2 separate regions of the Homo sapiens genome follow, and region 1 is linked to region 2. A link is a loop called in an ENCODE intact Hi-C map of the cell type or tissue named here. Cell type or tissue: K562. All regions are shown on one strand. Each heading gives the region's core, and the rest is flanking DNA. Links, peaks and the distances in the headings are about the cores only. Region 1 overlaps RBFOX1 (RNA binding fox-1 homolog 1). Region 2 has its middle 2.0 kb from the start of RBFOX1.

Region 1 (2,813 bases), core at 217-2,716, 65 kb after region 2:
CCAGCTCTCACCTAAGTTCAGCCAGTGTGTGAATCCTCTATTGACCTACTGGGACCACTTGGTAGATTGACCACAGCTCCTGTTATGCACCAAGCATTGGCCTGTGTGCTCTTGCCAGCAAAACAGGTGTGATCCTCAGGGAGCCTCAAGTCTGGAGGGGGAGGCAAACATTGATTGAAGAAACTTACAATGAATGCATAATTAAGATAGGGATATTTACTGCAAAGGAAAAATAAAAAGATTCTTTACATCAAATGACACATAGCACCAACTTGGGCTGAGTTGGAAGTGACTCGTTTATGAACAGGGGTATATATTTTTAAAAGATGTACTCTTCTCTGAATGAATAATTTATTAAATATGAAAAGCAAGAGAAATACTATTAAAAGAATGCCACATTTTTAGGGAAAGTGTTGTTGAGGGTTCGAAACAGACTTTTGGTAACCGGCCAATTCCACAGGCTGGTGCCACATTTTCAGTGCCCTTTGATGTGTGTACGTGAAAAAGCTGCTTGTTTTCCTGTTTAATATCAATCTATTAATTTTAAAGTATTTGAAGAGAAAATCAAAGACATAGTCTGCATTTGGAAACACCCAGAACCACAAATCTAAATCCTAGTACCACCAATTTGAAGACTGTTTGTCATGGCTTGAAGCCTCCTGAGAGGGGAATTTTATTTACTTGACGGAGTCATGTGAGGTTGATTGGTCTAATAAAACTGGATTTTAAATGAATGTGGAGCATGGTGTCCCTTTGCCCTGGGTATTTAAAAATAGACCAATGATTTCTCATAGGGCGTCTTTCAGATACACTTTAGCAGACTGATGAAGGCTGTTCCCGGGACACATTTAAATCTGAAACAAAATGAGAGTTTAACAAGGTGTGTTGGTTCAGGTTAAAAGCGCCTACCCCTTTCAGCTCAGCCAAGATCATCTCTCATTGGACAAGGTTCCCCCAAGACTGGCTGGGCTCGTCCCCTGGGTGCTGAAATGATTAGTATAACATTCCGGAGTTCAGGTCTCTGTTATCTTGTTTCTCTGTCGGATGCCTGGGAATGTGAATTTGCCTACACATTTTGAGACATTTTTACACTAGGATGCTTCTGAGCTGAAGATGAAGGTGGTTGGTTTTCTTCCTCCTCTTCCCCTTTTCAATATTGTAGGGACCAAGTGGTTTGTTGCTCTCTGCTGCCCCCTGTTGCTCATGAATGGGAACAGCTGGTTTTCCACTGAAGGTGATTCTTAACCATTACAAAGAGCTTCCCGTGAGGTTGAACCTGGGGTTCCTAGCTTCATGTGAGGTTGGCTGATTTTATTTATTTATTTATTTTTGAAACTGACTTTTAAATGAAAGTTGAGCTAAATGGGGAAGAAGGTATCTAGCAATAGCAGAAGTCCCAAGGTTAATGGAATACCCAAAGAACAAAGTGAACAGCCGTGTGCCTCTCTTTCCATTGTTGGTAGATTCCAGCTACCTGCAGCTACGCTTGGTTTCTTGAGAGTCCTAGTCCTTGTAATTGAGCCCTGGAGTTAAGTCCATTTGAACAAACATCCTCCTAGTCCCAATTTATTCCAGGTCCTGCATGAGTGGCTGGGATTTTCAGGAAGGAGGGATTATAGTCACATGGTGTGTGGTTAATATTTTGAGTGTGGAGTCAAAGCATAGTTTTGAATATGAGCTTCAACTGTTTTCAACCGTATGGCTCTGAGCCTTGGTGTCTGTGTCTGTATAATGAGGATTTTGGTGGTACCTGATTCAGAGGTTGTTGTGGGAACCAATGAGAAATTTAAACAACTTATGATTTGTTGGTCACTTACCAATACCAGTGCTTTTTTTTTTTTTTTTTTTTTTGAGATGGATCCTTACTCTGTCACCCAGGCTGGAGTGTAGTGGTGCAATCTCGGCTCATTGCAACCTCTGCCTCCCAGATTCAAGCGATTCTCCTGCCTCAGCCTCCCAAGTAGCTGGGATTACATGTGCCTGTCACCACACCTGGCTAATTTTTTTTTTTTTTTTTTTTTTTTTTTTGGATTTTTAGTAGTCATGGGGTCTCACCAGGCTGATCTTGAACTCCTGACCTCAGAGTGCTGGGATTACAGGTTTGAGCCACCGTGCCCAGCCTCCAGTGCATTTTAGGCACTATGCTTTTATTAGCTTTTTAATCCTCAGTAGGACAGCAAAGATGCTTGTCTTTTCCCTTTCAAATAGGGCTAAGGGCTAACAGCCCTTAGCAGACCTTCTCTTTATCCCCTTGACCAGGTTTGTATCACATGCCTGTGCCTAAACCAAATGCTGGCAATAGGGACGGAATGATAAGCTTTGCTTTGATTAGTTAGAATGATTCCCAAGGAAGGGACAATGTTCTCTGAGCACACAGAGAATGATCACTCAAATAGAACTAGGGCTGAGGCAGGAAGAGAGAATACCCTGAGGATATCAGTTTGGCTTGTAACTAGCAGGGCCTACCTTACATAGCTGCAAGATGATGCACTTGGACCCAATAGCCCAGATCCCACGGGTGTCATAGGAAGTGCTTATCACGGAGCCTAGCCCATAGCACCCCTGCTCTACAGACTCACCCAATCACTGCTCTCAAGAGGGTCGTGCTGTAATGGGGAAGACTGATCCATCAGCAAATTTTTGTTTGTGTGTTTGTTTGTTTGTTTGTTTTTTAGATGGAGTCTTGCTCTGTCACCCAGGCTGGAGTGCAGTGGCATGATCTCGGCTCACTGCAACCTCCTCCTCCCAGGTTCAAGCGATTCTCCTGCCTCAGCGTCCTGAGTAGCTGGGACCAGAGGCATGCACTACCTTGC
Region 2 (2,813 bases), core at 102-2,601:
GCCCCTTAACTTCAACAGGACTCTATTTATATTGAACAGATTTGCTGTTCCTAGAAGGAGCTATGCTGTTTTGCTTCAGGCACTTTCATAAGCTGTATTCTCCTTCGGGAATATCCATCACCCAACTCTCTGTGGAATTCCTATTTATCTTCTCTATTTAGACACGATCTTCTCTAGAATGCTTTGCCTGACCTTCTGCCCTTCTGCCATATCTGGCTATAGGCTCCTGCTCCGTATTGGCCAAATGTTTCAAGACAGTTGCAATCACTCATTTATGTGTCTGCATATGCTATTGGACTGTACGCTTCTCGAGTGCAGAAATTGAGTCTAGTTTATATACTAAATGGTTTACATGGGGGACTAGCCTCAAGAAGGATGCATGTTTGATGACTGAAAGAACAAAGGACTACATAAATGGATGAGCAGGTTGACTTCTCATTTCATTCCAAAGTGGTTAGCCCATTTAGACAGCAATCTACTGCAGGAAAGAAGGAAGGTTCACCTATCATTTATTGAGCTTATTATGTGGCTGGTGCTGTGCATCAGGGAACAAATCTTTGATGTAAAGACCTTTTAGTTTAATAGAAGAGAACAACATTTACAGTAAGCTGAGACAAATGACAGGGTAAAGGTAAATGGAGGTGTTAGAGGAGTTCGCAAGAACACCTTATCTGTGCCTATGGGGGGCTGGGTAGGGAGTTGAGGGATTGGCAGGGAGAAAGTGATATTGAAATGGAGATCTAAAAACTAAACAGAAGCTATCCAGGAAAAGAGAGTATGTAAGGGTATTCCTGGTTGGAGGAACAACATATACAAAAGATTGGATACAACAAGAGAAAAGCCCTCCTGGGTCACAGAGTGAACTTAAAAAGAGCCAGGAGCTGGTAAACCACATGGACAACTTTAGACCTTATCCTGGGGAATAATGAAGAGCTATAGGAAGATCCTAAGTTTTAAAGTAAGATGATGAAATTTACACTTTAGAGAGCTCTCAGCCAAGCACAAGGCTACAAAGTCCTTGTTCTTTTTAAACCAGCTTTATGAAAGGTACCATTTTTGACATTTGCTTAGATCACAAATTGGAAAGTATTTTTCATGTCCAGTAGGAGGAGCCAAAGTCTCCAGGTTCTTTCTAACCATAGCAGGGCGATTCTTGGCCCTAGGTTGTCCTGGGAGCTGTCAACTTCAGCACCTCTCATTTATCTTCCAGTGGCTCAACATGGAGAAATGACAGGAAAAACTCTACTTGGAATGCGAAAGGTCATTGTGAGAAAGAAACTAATACTTTCCAAATGAATAGCATAATGGCATGCCATATTGATCTTTACTCTAATTTTGTTTTAAATTGTAATGGATGCCTCTCACACTCATATTCTTAAGCCATGTAGCAATACAGGTACCAGTGAGTCATGCCTGACACTCATCACTAATCTATCTAAGCCTATTTCTACTCTACAATAAATAAATCAGAGCAGACTCAAGCTGAACTTGATTTTCAGATAGATGAATATGTTTTATTTCCAATGGTAAATATATATATGTATTAAAAATAATCAAAGGGCCCAGCAATTACCCATTTTAATGTAACAACAGCTGATGTTACTGCCTTGAATGATTGCATTCATTTGTTCCTTTCTGGAATAAAAAATGAAGGAGAATAGACAAACAATTCCTGTTGGTGAATTTGCACAAAACAGTATATTCCAACAGAATTTCCCGTTAACTGCCATTTATTTCTTCTATCATTATTGATAATTTGCTTTTAAATTGAGAATACCTCTTTTACAACCCATCTCATCTCCCTGCATGGCTAGACAATTACATTTAAATTCGGCGGTTTTCCCATTGTGAACAGTTTCTGGGGGAAATGATTATGATGTTACCAACCCAGATTTATGGTTTCATTTTGCTATCACTGAAGGATGAGACTAGTATAAAGAAAAAAAAATTGCTTACATACAAATATATTATTATCAAAGAGAATCCTAAGGAAACATATGGTAAAAATCAACCCAAATTGCAAAATCGCTGGGACCAATGATAAAGATATCTTTCTGGATTTTGCAAACTTACTTTTTCAAATGATGATTAAATATTGCGTGCTTTAAAAAGTAATATAGTTATAGGCAGAAGTTCCCTTTCTTTTATTCTGAGGTTGAAAGAAACCGCAGCCCGATAGGATTGCAAGAGGAACCCTTAAGGAATCTGCTCCTTGATGGGCGCTAGGAAATACACGTACATCTAGTACAAAGGAATGCACATCACATGGCCCCCTGTTTTGGAAAGCTTACAGCATTTCTTATAAGAGGATCCATGGTATAAGTGCAAACACAGTCACATCACAGGATGGGAAAATGAACAGGCGCCTCAGATCAAGTGCTCAAGGCTGGAATCTGGCCTTGTCCAATGCCACCTGCCCTTCAGAAGGCAGGGTGGTGCCACATAAAATGAGGTAGACTGCCTGGGGAGTCCTGGTTCCTTGCCAGCTATGTGACCTTGAACAAATTACAACTCACTGAACCTCAGACTGACTTTATTGTACAACAAAACCCCCTGGAATATTTGTGGAAAAAAGAGGAAGGGAGAAAGGAAGGAAGGGAGGAAAGGAGGAAGGAAGAAAGGGAGGGAGGAAGGAAGGGAGGGAGGGAAAGGAAAAGGTAGGGGAAGAGCAGAGTTTCTCACTCCAGTCCAGAGTGGGACCCAGGAAGGGAGAAATATTGCTTTAATCTCTCTAAGCATCTGTGAAATGGATAAACCTCCAGTATCTACTTCCAGTTGTTGAAAAGACTCCATGTAAAGTGCTTAAAACAGCA

The links. A loop is a pair of places that touch in the nucleus more often than their neighbours do. Peaks named below come from ENCODE experiments on the same cell type or tissue, not always from the same donor. Only the 100,000 strongest peaks of a DNase experiment are listed, where the experiment ranks them.
Region 1: it touches region 2 in a loop (14-fold over the local background); 3 of 110 quality-filtered maps call a loop at or near these places.

Annotation. Positions count from the first base shown.
Region 1 is chr16:6,080,348-6,083,160 of GRCh38, forward strand. All of the region lies in intron 1 of RBFOX1 (RNA binding fox-1 homolog 1), which reads left to right. Among named protein-coding and RNA genes, the nearest start is that of RBFOX1, 63 kb to the left of the region's middle. In K562, for the core only: a CTCF peak has its summit at 1,198 (motif pointing left); a DNase peak (open chromatin) is centred at 1,204.
Region 2 is chr16:6,015,580-6,018,392 of GRCh38, forward strand. It overlaps a transcript of RBFOX1 not described here. Among named protein-coding and RNA genes, the nearest start is that of RBFOX1, 2.0 kb to the right of the region's middle. In K562, for the core only: a CTCF peak has its summit at 1,106 (motif pointing right); a DNase peak (open chromatin) is centred at 1,152.